Linked DNA regions of Homo sapiens: regions 2, 3 and 4 are each linked to region 1. The links are chromatin contacts, found by Hi-C or POLR2A ChIA-PET in ENCODE. All regions are on one chromosome and are shown on one strand. Each heading gives the region's core, a stretch centred on a gene start or an enhancer-like site at or near the end of the contact. The rest is flanking DNA. Distances are from core to core; before and after follow the strand shown.

The links. A loop is a pair of places that touch in the nucleus more often than their neighbours do. ChIA-PET counts read pairs that join two places held with the same protein, here RNA polymerase II (POLR2A). Pooled maps may share reads with other maps.
Region 2: a loop to region 1 is called in a map of CD8-positive, alpha-beta T cell, with 13 times the contacts of the local background. The contact joins two enhancer-like sites. A Hi-C loop is called at or near these places in 5 of 168 maps with a recorded cell type or tissue (CD4-positive, alpha-beta memory T cell, CD8-positive, alpha-beta T cell, naive thymus-derived CD4-positive, alpha-beta T cell and 1 more), 1 of 37 single-sample maps with no recorded cell type and 10 of 50 pooled maps.
Region 3: a loop to region 1 is called in a map of B cell, with 4 times the contacts of the local background. The contact joins two enhancer-like sites. A Hi-C loop is called at or near these places in 3 of 168 maps with a recorded cell type or tissue (B cell, PC-9 and Ramos), 13 of 37 single-sample maps with no recorded cell type and 10 of 50 pooled maps. POLR2A ChIA-PET finds 5 or more read pairs at or near these places in 1 of 52 experiments (activated naive CD4-positive, alpha-beta T cell).
Region 4: a map of CD8-positive, alpha-beta T cell shows a loop between it and region 1 (11-fold over the local background). The contact joins the promoter of SYPL1 here to the enhancer-like site in region 1. A Hi-C loop is called at or near these places in 3 of 168 maps with a recorded cell type or tissue (CD4-positive, alpha-beta memory T cell, CD8-positive, alpha-beta T cell and naive thymus-derived CD4-positive, alpha-beta T cell), 3 of 37 single-sample maps with no recorded cell type and 14 of 50 pooled maps. POLR2A ChIA-PET finds 5 or more read pairs at or near these places in 3 of 52 experiments (B cell, GM10248 and activated naive CD4-positive, alpha-beta T cell).

The regions. Positions count from the first base shown.
Region 1 is chr7:104,943,909-104,946,608 of GRCh38, forward strand. All of the region lies in intron 1 of LOC101927902 (a long non-coding RNA gene), which reads left to right. Among named protein-coding and RNA genes, the nearest start is that of LHFPL3-AS2, 19 kb to the left of the region's middle. RefSeq lists enhancers at 1-50, 691-740, 1,051-1,360, 1,154-1,448, 1,681-1,750. Within about 2 kb of position 1,268, at least 37 of the 41 ENCODE cell types and tissues checked have a DNase peak (open chromatin) inside an H3K27ac peak, as active enhancers do; they include B cell and CD8-positive, alpha-beta T cell, where a contact is called at or near this core.
Region 2 is chr7:106,021,025-106,023,724 of GRCh38, forward strand. It overlaps CDHR3 (cadherin related family member 3), which reads left to right. Exons shown (of 19, transcript NM_152750.5): 14 at 1,174-1,424. Among named protein-coding and RNA genes, the nearest start is that of CDHR3, 59 kb to the left of the region's middle. Within about 2 kb of position 1,252, at least 7 of the 41 ENCODE cell types and tissues checked have a DNase peak (open chromatin) inside an H3K27ac peak, as active enhancers do; they include CD8-positive, alpha-beta T cell, where a contact is called at or near this core.
Region 3 is chr7:106,070,382-106,073,081 of GRCh38, forward strand. No RefSeq gene overlaps it. Among named protein-coding and RNA genes, the nearest start is that of SYPL1, 41 kb to the right of the region's middle. RefSeq lists an enhancer at 1,702-1,996. Within about 2 kb of position 1,295, at least 28 of the 41 ENCODE cell types and tissues checked have a DNase peak (open chromatin) inside an H3K27ac peak, as active enhancers do; they include B cell, where a contact is called at or near this core.
Region 4 is chr7:106,110,986-106,113,685 of GRCh38, forward strand. It overlaps SYPL1 (synaptophysin like 1), which reads right to left and starts at 1,327. Exons shown (of 5, transcript NM_182715.4): 1 at 1,155-1,327. The coding sequence starts at 1,223. RefSeq lists an enhancer at 557-1,389 and silencers at 845-1,094, 1,105-1,594, 1,675-1,734.

The DNA.
Region 1 (2,700 bases), core at 18-2,517:
GTCCTGTGAGGGCAAGGGTCAGAAGGACAGAGGAGTCTTCTTATCCTGGCTGCTCGCCTTTTCCCTCTGGTCACCTCACCCTTTTGCATGTTCAAAATCTATGCTCATCTTATCTAGCCCATTCCTCTTGGCTAAAGCCAGCACACATCCTGTTCCTCTCAATGGGAGAACTATCCGGGCAATTGCATTTAAAGGTTTTCTTGCATTGGTTCGGAATTTGCCCTGGCTCTGCCCTTATTTCCTGATCCCAGTGTAGTTTCTTTATTCAGGTGTGCAAAAGAGTGAGCTATTTTGTTATGGAGGCAGAGAGAAACAACCTCAGGTTCCTCTAATAATGCCTTTAGAACTCTCTTCTGAATAACTGGGGCGTTAAATTCATCGACAAAATCCCTTTGGGAGATACACCATCTGGGGACCCCCTCAAAGGTAGATATCTGGGCTAATTTGACTGCTATTTTGCAGGAATGCAGGTGGGCAAAAGATAGTTTCCACTAGGTCAGAATGTTTTTTCCACTTTCTGTTCTTTGTTATTTTGCTCACTTCCGGTGTGAAAGCACTGAATTTCAGAATTAGATGAAACTTATAGTAAAGGCCTGCCACAAGGTCTTTGTCAACCCCATATCCTGGTGACCAAACTAGATTTCATGACGTCAATCATTTCAAAAACACAGGCTCTTCCAACGGCGTCAGCAAGCAGAAATCCTGTTCACAAACACTGTTCTAAATCAGTCTTTATTTTATTTTATTTTTTTTGAGACAGAGTCTCACTCTGTCGCCCAGGCTGGAGTGCAGTGGCACTATCTTGGCTCACGGCAACCTCCACCTCCCGGGTTCAAGGAGTTCTCCTGCCTCAGCCTCCCGAGTAGCTGGGATCACAGGTGCCTGCCACTACACCCAGCTAATTTTTTGTATTTTTAGTAGAGACGGAGTTTCACCATGTTGCCCAGGCTGGTCTCAAACTCCTGACCTCAGGCGATCCGCCCGCCTCGGCGTCCCAAAGTGTTGGGATTACAGGCATGAGCCACTGCGCCCAGCCAAATCAGTCTCTTAATACTGAGTCTGAATCTCTTGAGATTTTAGCCCCTCAGTGCTGACCTGATGGAGATGTGCCTTTTTTTTTTTTTTCCGGGGAAGTATTCACTTCAACTCCCACAACCCCCGAGGAATGACTAGTGGGTTTCTTTCCCCTCCCCTCGGGTGGCCTTGTGAGGAAGCCAGGAAGTACTGTGAGCGGCAGGGCCTGGGAGAGCCCCTGTGGCCGACAGGAGGAGATCAGCCTTCATCGCACTCTCAGAAACGGAAGTGTGGGCGTGTGTTATGTTGCTGCAGCAACCAAAGGCAACCGAGCAGCAAACCTCAGATGACTGAGCCCAGCCCATTCAACGAGGGGGAGTTTCAGGTGGCCTGTGTTCCCCAGGGACTGGGCCTAGCTCAATCGGGAAAAGTCAGCATCCAAAAGTCCTCAATGACGCAGAGGAAGCCAGGAGAAAACAGTCAATGGCTAGTCATCACTGATTCGTGGTCACAGGCGTTAGAACAGGAAGGATCTGCACAGATCAGCCTCTCCCACCCCTCACTTTCCTGATAAAGGAACTAAAGTCCGGAAAGTACTTGCTCAGAGTCCTACTGCCAGTGGGTGTGAAAGCCAGAACCACCACCCTCATTGCCTTCTGTATACATAGCTTTAACAGTTTGCAAACACTCTTATATGCTTTAATTTCATCTGATCCTGGACTGAGAGCAAATATTTGTATTTCAACCAAAAGGCCAAATGCTCAGTTTCCTCATCTGAGAGGATAATAAGAGTACTTTTCTAATGGAATTCTTTTTTTCTTTTAATTTTTGGTAGAGACAGGGTCTCACTATGTTGCCCAGGATGGTCTTGAACTCCTGGCCTCAAGAGATCCTCCCAACTGCACCTCTCAAGTGCTAGGATTACAGGCATGAGCCATTGCTCCCTGTCCTCTAATGGAATTTTTGTTAGGATTAAATGAGTTAATAGTTTGGAGATTTGAGAGACTATAATAGAGGAAACCTCTCTTCCCTTCCCAAGTTCTGAGTAATTAAGAGCTGGGCAAGGAGAAATAAAAACAAATGGGATTGGCCAGGAGCAGTGGCTCTCTCCTGTAATCCCAGCACTTTAGGAGGCCAAGGCAAGCAGATCACTTGAGGTCAGGAATTCAAGACCAGCCTGGCCAACATGGAGAAACCCTGTCTCTACTGAAAATACAAAAATTATCTGGGTGTGGTAGTACACACCTGTAATCCCAGCTACTCGGAAGGCTGAGGCAGTAGAATCACTTGAACCCAGGAAGTGGAGGTTGCAGTGAGCCGAGATCACCCCACTGCATTCCAGCCTGGGTGACAGAACGAGACTTCATCTCAAAAAAAAAAAAAAAAAAAAAGCAAATGGGATCAAAACATCAACTTTATCACTGATACATTTTATATAGGAGTCCATGGTTTACATTTGTGGGTAAGTGAATGCCAGAATTAGGCAGGGTACCCACGCAGGCTGGGGCATGCCCCCCAGTTGGAAACTGTCCCTGTAAACAGTGGAGCCTGGGAGAGCAGAGCCCAAAGCATGCTCTGGAGGAGGATGGCTGCCAAGAGGACAGAGATGGGCTGAGCTATGCATCTCCAGTTCCTCCCCAGCGTCTCCATTGAGAAGTTGCTCCTCTTCCTGTACCACCCTCTTCA
Region 2 (2,700 bases), core at 2-2,501, 1.1 Mb after region 1:
AAAGCTGGTAGTGGGGGCAGGGAATCCCAGTCCTCTCTCTGGATAATAATAGATTAAATAGATTAAGTGCGTTTTGAAACGTGTCCTCAGGAATTCTCTTCTGCTCCATTCATCTTCTGTCTTTAAAAATATACCATCGTAGGGAAAAAAGAGCACCCCTCAATGGAAATTAGACCAAAATAGCTCATCTAATGAAGTGCTGGGGCCAGAGATTTAAACCCAAACAAGCAGAACAATTCCACGTGAGAGAGTAAAAATCCATCCCTGCTGCCTGCTGTGCCCTTGGCCGAGCAGGAACTTGAACAGTAGGAAGCCTCTCGAGCTGGCTGTGTCACAAAACCCAGGGGCAGAAACTGCCTCGAGACTGCAGTTGCCGAAGATGGAAACAATCCATACTGAGAGCCCTAAGGCCTTTATGGAGCATTTTGCTGTTAAGGGAGCAAAAATTGCATCATCTCCTGCTCCATTTACTGGTGTTCAGTCGGTAATGAGTCTGGAGCCAGTGGAGGAATGAGCGGGCATGTGCTTGGGCTGGCAGCCTCTCTGCCCCAGGCTCCCTGAGCTGAGCCATGAGCCCCAGCAGAGCTGTGTGTGTGTTTGGGGGTGTGATGGGGTGGGTTCAGGAGGACCTGGGACTGCAATTCCCGCAAAGCCAGGAGGCACCTTCCTTTGGAGGACTCCAGGGACAGCCATAACCAGTGTGACCCACTGGGTCCTGTGAAAAGCATGCAGTGAACTTGGCCTATGGCTAGGGATGTGACCTATTCTACCCTCTTGAAACCCACTCATTTGTTTGAGTGTGAATTACACGTGTTGTTACCAAATAATTGCCGGATGAGAAATCAGAAGGGGCTGCACCAGGGTTACAAAGTCTCTGCTTAATACTCAGCAAGATGGCACCTAGGCTAAGGGTGTTGTACTATTGTCCTTTTCTACTCAGCCTTGTTTGCAGCCACACTGGTTGTGAGCAAGAGTTTCTTTGTACTAATGCCATCTCTGGTGCAGTTAAAGCCTGTAGCATATAACTAATCCAGCTCTGGTGTATCAGAGACACAGTCTACACTTGAGGTGTGGACATTTGAGAAAAAGATTGAATGCAGTTTTCTTCTAAACCTTTATTTCTTACTCTCTTTTCTTCCTTTTACCAACACCCCTGCATCAAATCTCATTTAGGTAACGTCAACAATCATTTCACCTTCTCTCCCAATGCTGGTTCCAATGTCACACGCCTGCTGCTTACATCTCGCTTTGACTATGCTGGTGGGTTTGATAAGATCTGGGACTACAAGCTACTTGTCTACGTAACTGATGACAACTTGATGTCTGACAGGAAGAAAGCGGAGGCTCTTGTTGAGACAGGAACAGTGACACTGAGTATTAAAGTCATTCCCCACCCAACCACTATCATCACCACGACCCCCAGGGTAAGGGCTTTAGGACCTGGAATCCCCAGGCACATTCCCTTGTGAGTTATGTTGATGGACTTCTTTCCCCGGCCTGGAGGTATGTGGGGTGGACTGAAGAGTTGAGGTATTAGGATGTTGCCAAAAATGGCAACCATGGGCTGGACTGGAGTAGCTGCAGGGTGGCAAAAATCTGGTGAGACCTCAGACTCATAACCGCTAACTCAACCACTAACATTTCCTGTTCTGGTAGAGAAGAGTGTGTTGTTTGTGCAGAGACTTGTGAGAGATCAGACCTCAACCATCTGTGTGGCTTGTGGCACAGGAGCTGATTTCCATGGGCATGCTGCCAGTTGCTACCTTCACAACCCCTCTCTGCTTGTTCAGAAGAGTCTTTGCAAGTCAATATCCATGAAATTAGGTTGCTTGCTTACTGCTGGGTGCTCTTTCCCACATCTTTTGAAGAATCACCAGGTACCAATCTGTACCCTACACCCCACCTCCGCTCCAAAAAAATTCATCCAATCTACAAATATCGATTTAATGCCTATAGTGTGCCAGTCACTTTAGCAAACAAGCCAAAAATGATCCCTGCTCTCAGAAAGCTTATTGTATAGGCGAGTGATTCTCTAAGTGCGGTCCCTAGACCATCAGAATCAGCACCACCTGGAAACTGGTTGGAAATGCAAATTCTCAGGCCCAGCCTAGATTATTAAAGTTATAGGTTACCCAACCATGATCATCACCATGACCTCCAGGGAAGGATGCTGGAACCTGGAATCCCCAACTCTATCCCCTAACCTAATGAATCCGAAGCTCTGGAGGTGGGGTCCAGTGAGCTGTGTTTTCAATCAGCCTTTCAGGGAATTCTAATGTGCATTAAAGTCTGAGAGCCACTGATCTAGAGGGGGAGATAGATTACAAACAAGTATTCAAATTGACAAAGTAAATACAGACTGTGGGAAAGGGTAGGAAGAAAATGACCAGGTGCTATCACAGAATTGGCCTGGAGAAGGAAGGGAGAGCCTTGAATCTGACAACAGGATTATCTTCCCTGCCCCTTGGAGGAACTGGCTTGCATCTATGCTGACTCATCTGTCCCCTTTCTTCCTCCTCCTCTTCCTCCTCCTCCTCCTCCTCCTAGTAGAAGCTGCACCCCTGGTCAGCAGCCTGATACCTGCAGCATGCCAGAAGGAAGATAATCAGAACCTTAGAGAACCCACTATGGAGGTGGCCAGCTTCTTCTCAGAGTCTTGCCAGGAGCTGGTTCATGCTTCTCTCTCCCATGCTCGAGTCA
Region 3 (2,700 bases), core at 45-2,544, 1.1 Mb after region 1:
TACACCACCGCGCTGCCCTGAGGCTGGGCTCTACCTTTTGAGAGCTACTGAGCTCTGCAGAGATGTGGGTGAAGGGAGCCACAGACATATCAGTCTGGCAGGGGCTTAGAGTCACTGCTCTAACTGCCTATCTGGCAGGTGAAGAAACAGAGGCCAGGGCAGGCAAGCCCTGACCAGGGCAGTGTACCTGCTTGGTAGACGAGTTCTCTCCTTCCCCCAGTGCAGTGCCTACTGTCTCTCTTTAGCTGTGCCTAGCTGGGTTGGGGTCTTTTCTCTGGGCTTCCCTAACCACTCCTGCTGACCCCTATCTGAGCTCCAACTTCTCCCTGGAAACCACGCATTAACCTATTACCTCCTCGCTACACTGTGAGTTCCTGAGAGGGGCTTGCGTCTTTCTCATCTGGCAGTTGGCCAGAGCCCCATAAGTACACTCAAGTTGAATGAGCGATTAAATGGGTGACTGCAACAAGCCTGGGCAGGAATGGGTAGTGCTCTTTTTGGTCATGGCTTCTTAAACACAAACAAGGTGGGCTTCATTGGGCCTTATTTCAGAAAAAAATATTCGTCTTATTATAAAAAGTAATGTTTGGCCAGGCACAGTGGCTCAAACCTATAGTTTCAGCACTTTGGGCGGCCAAGGTGGGAAGATTGCTTGGGCCCAGGAGTTTGAGACCAGCCTGGGCAACATAGTGAGACCCTGTCTCTTAAAAAAAAAAAAAAGTTAGCTATGGTGTTGCATGCTTGTGGTCCCAGCTACTTGGGAGGCTAAAGCAGGAGGATCACTGGAGCCCAGGAGTTGGAGGCTGTAGTGAACCATGACTGTGCCACTGCACTCCAGCCTGGGCGACAGAGAAGACCCTGTCTCAAAAAACAAGTAAGTAAAGCAAAATAAAAAGTAATGTTTGACTTGAACTTACAAGTTAAAGAACTGATGAGTCGATTGTGCTGTTTTGATTCTGTGGCTCCTGTCATCCGTCTCACTCTACCTCCCAGCGACACAGTCCTGTCCTCCTAGATACATGTACCCTAGCTTGAGAAGTGGGACTGCGGGAAGCTGGGCCAACCAGGTGGCTTATTCACTGTCTGCTGGGGCAGGAGGCAGGGCAGGGGCAGGAGGGAGGCAACCCCAGCCTGTGCCCGGCTTCCCCGAGGCGTGTGCCTTGTGCGGCTGCTGAAGGAGTGACTCCTGAGGAAACCAGCTTTTCCAGGGAGGCAAGGGATGGGAGAAGAGGGTGGAGAAGGAAGTGGTCACACCACTTGCCTTCTGCCAATACTGTCCCTTTCTTACGCGTTAACCTTCCACTCTGAGCTATGACACTTTCAGTACTAGTGTGGTAAGTTCTACAGGAAACAGGAAACATGGTTTAACAGACATCCCTTTAAGCTTTAAGTGTAGCCCAGGCCCTGTTCTAGCTAGAATGAAGTTTTGCATAATGAATAGATACCAGATTCCCCTGAAGGGCTCTTGCCCCAGAGACTCTCAGTGGCCCACGTTCACAGGTACTTGCAGGCATGCATATATGCTTCTCACCTCTTAGGAAATGGCCTTTGCAGGCATGAAAAAACAAATACCTCAAGTTCCCTTCCTGAGCCTCTTAGGCAACATGAAAAAACTACATACCAATCCCGAGAATGGAAGCTGGTTTGGAGTTTCACCTCACAAAAAGCTGGCCCCACCATGCTCACCCAAATGGCAGATTTATGAAGGTTCTGTTTGACAAGAGCAAAGGATCCACTTTGAGCAGCTCTGGGCCTATGGAAGGCAAGGTGTTCATGTTTAAGCACAAAGGTAAACAGAGCATAGCAGCAGGTTACAGAGATCATTTATTTTCCCGCTGATGACAGACATGAGCTCTGGCCCAGGGCCCAAACTTCTTATCCTTGAAAAACACATTTTACAGATTGCCGGCAGAGACAGCCAACCCAGATTAAGCTGCCAGACCTAACTATTTTAGATCTTCCTCCTACTCCTCTGGAAAAAAAAAATATAAGATAACGATTTTTGTCCCTGAAAAACAATGAGAGGAACTAAAGGAAAGCCCGGGCTCTATTCTTAGGGGTCTGCTGCCCTCCAGAAAGCCCAGCGTACAACTTCAGGCAGGCCCATGACACGCCAAGTGTTTGCATTTTGGAAGAATCCTAATAGAATTCCTTCAAGTGGCAGATTCCTGAGGACATTTCAGGATTTATTTACAGATCGTTAACTTACTTGTCACAGAAACCGAAGGGCAGGGAAATTTTGAGCTGACATTTTGGAATGCCACCCTCAAAGGGTGATCAACCAGAAATAAAGATAAAGTGCCTTTGAAATGATAAATATGAAGTAATGGGGACAAGGATTTGTTTCATAGGCACCGTTTCAGAAAAACATCTCTAATGTAAAGTGAAGCCCAGAAGTATATTTTACCTGCTCTTCACTGACTATGTAATTAATGTTTCAGTGACTGACAATTCTCACTTATCACCATAAATTTTTTTCTAGAAATTGCCACATAAATTGGAGCATCATAAAACAGGTTTCTGCAAACTGGTTTGTATGTTTTTTATCATAATAATGAGGTTATAGCCGGGTGCATTGGCTCACGCCTGTAATCCCAGCACTTTGGGAAGCTGAGGTGGGTGGATCACCTGATGTTAGGAGTTTGAGACCAGCCTGGCTAACATGGTGAAACCCTGTCTCTACTGAAAATACAAAAATTA
Region 4 (2,700 bases), core at 77-2,576, 1.2 Mb after region 1:
TTAAAAAAATCAAGTATATTTATTTATGCGTCTTTCAAGTAGTCATTTGTGTGAAGTCAGCACTACTTCAGTTTTCAGAAAACACACAAAATGTTCAGTGAATGGTGAAATTGCCTAACCCCTTGCGCGGTTACAATGGTCCAAGTAGGAAATCACATTAGGTACCCATCAGAGAAACTGAGTTTCTACGCTGCTTTTAAAAACATCCTCGGTAGGTTATTTAGAACAGGAAATTGAAAGTTCTTATTCTTCTTCACCACTCTATCACTAAGGAAAAGGGCGAAAAAGCTATGGATGTAAATGCTGCTGTCTATAAACACAACTTGCCTGCAGAAATATGTAGTGGGCCGCGAAGTTTGAAGGAAGCCCGCAGTGCCTGGTATATTCACCAACTCCTCCAAGTAACTGATCATTGCCAAGGTCGAATTAATAAGCGTTCTTTGATGTTAATGATTGTGAGTGTTCTCAGGAAAGGACTAAAAGCTGACTTTCTAAACAGGATGTTGTTTGGAAATACCCCAAACAAACTCGATGTCCATTCCTAACGTGTTATTAAGTGAACCGATCTGACTCGATGCGTTTTGTTAAAAGGACTTTCTTTAGTTTCCCTGGCCCACAGTTTATTTTTTTACTATTTTTAACTCGGAGCCCATCTTAAAAACAAATTAAGAACGGAATGCTCGCCAAATCACGTCTACAAGACAAAATCGGCTTCCCAGGGAGCTAGACCTCGAGTGGGCACCGGCAGGGACGTAACCGCTGAGCCTCTCCGCAGAGCGCGACGCCGGCCGCCGGGTTTCGGTTAGACCGCAGCAGGAAGTTTTCCCTTCCTCTGCGGGAGGCAGTGGAGCCAAGGGGAAATTTGAACTCCCACTCCACGGGGACACCCAGAGGGGAGCTCCGGTGTGGGAGGGTGGCTCCCCTGGGAGCCAGGCGGCCGAGGAGCTCGTGATTCGACGCCCGCCGCGGCGTCTCCGCCCCGCGCGGCCCAGGCCGCGGCCTCCCTGCCCTCCCTGCCGTCCACTCCCAGTCCCGGGGCGGCGGCCTCAAAGCCCGCGCGGCAGGGCTGCGTCCCGGCTCGCAGGTCCCCGTCTCCCCGCCTAGGGCGCCGCGCCGAGCGGCAGGCGGGCCTGGCCGGCGCGGGCTGCACTCACCCACTCGAGGACCTTGATGAAGCCGAGTGGCTCCTTGAGCGGGTTGAGGTTGATCTGGAAGCCGGACATCCTCTGAGGAAAGGAGGGAGAGAGAGTCAGGACGACGGGGCGGAGGAGGGGACCGACGAGACCAGAGCAGCCCGGTGGCGAGGAAGGGCAGGCGGGGCTGGCGCGCTGGCCGGGCTCGGAGGCGGGCCCGGGCGGCCGTGGGGCGGGGCGGGGCGGAGCGGCGGCGGTTGAGCTGCTGGCTGAGACTCTGGGGCGGAAACGGAGTGGGGCGGCTGGGGAGGCGAGGGGCGGGCCGGGGCGGAGACCGGGAGGCTTCTCCTCAGGCCGCACCTGGCCGAGTCGACTGATCCGCTGGCGAACCAAGTAGATGTTGGGCGCCATACTGCGTGCGCCGCGCCCCCTTCCCTGCGGTTCAGCCCCTGGCACTCGGTCTTCCCCTGCGCACGCGTGTACGCGTGCGCTCGTTGGGCCCGCGCCGCGCTTCCGGACCCGCGCGACTGCGAAGAGCCCTGACCCGGGGGCGCCCACGCCCGCTCCTGCGCAGCTTGGGGGCGCTGGCCTCAGAGACACCCTCACTTGACCCCGAGCTCACCACAGCTGAGCTCACTACACCGAAGCTGACCTCTCCTTCCCTTAACAGATCTCAACTTTTTTATGAATTTATAATGTATTGGCACAGATGAAGTTGTGTTTCAAGGCATGTGTTAGGGGCCTTTGATTAAAATTGCAAAACAACAGACTTCTGGCTACCGTGCTGTGGGGTGCCTCGAAAGTGTGAATCACCAAATATTCGTATGGAAATTAGGTTTATTTTCAAAGTTACCATCGCAGCCATGGTTGAAAAATGAAGTAAGTTTATACCTAAAAGGAAAGGCGTGGCCGGACAGGCCCTCGGTGACCTACACTTTCACCTCTTCTACGCTGTCGGTCGACAGTCCTCTTTTTAAGGCATCGTTGGTATCTTTCTTCAAGAAGCTGACCCCTTTAAGATTCGGCTTAGGTGATACTTTCCTCTTGGCACGCAGTTACGGGAGCCCCAAGGTAGTGTGATCTCCTTCCTGGCTTCTTCAGTACCTGGAAAGTTCCTGGACAGCTGGAATGTGGTCATATTCGTGTATATGAAAAACCAGCTTCCAAGGACTTACCTGAATTTCAAGCACGAATATGATTTGCAGGCTACTTGCCACTGAGGTTATTCCGTCAGGGTTGACAACTGTTATTGAACGTCCTTGTAGTAAGCGAACCCTTTCTCTTTCGAGACCTATCTCCTTGTTTGCTGTCCAGAGAGTGCAAAAAATACATTTCATTTTCTATGCAGACAGAGACAATCTTTATGTTTATCTTGGCTCCCGTTCCTCAGTCCCCAGCACAGTCAGTGCTCAATGAGCACCTAATGGCATATCTCATTTTGAAATAACATTAAGAACTGGGCGCGGTGGCTCACGCCTGTAATCCCAGCACTTTGGGAGGCCGAGGCCGGCGGATCGTGAGGTCAGGAGTTCAAGACCAACCTGGCTAACATGGTGAAACCCCGTCT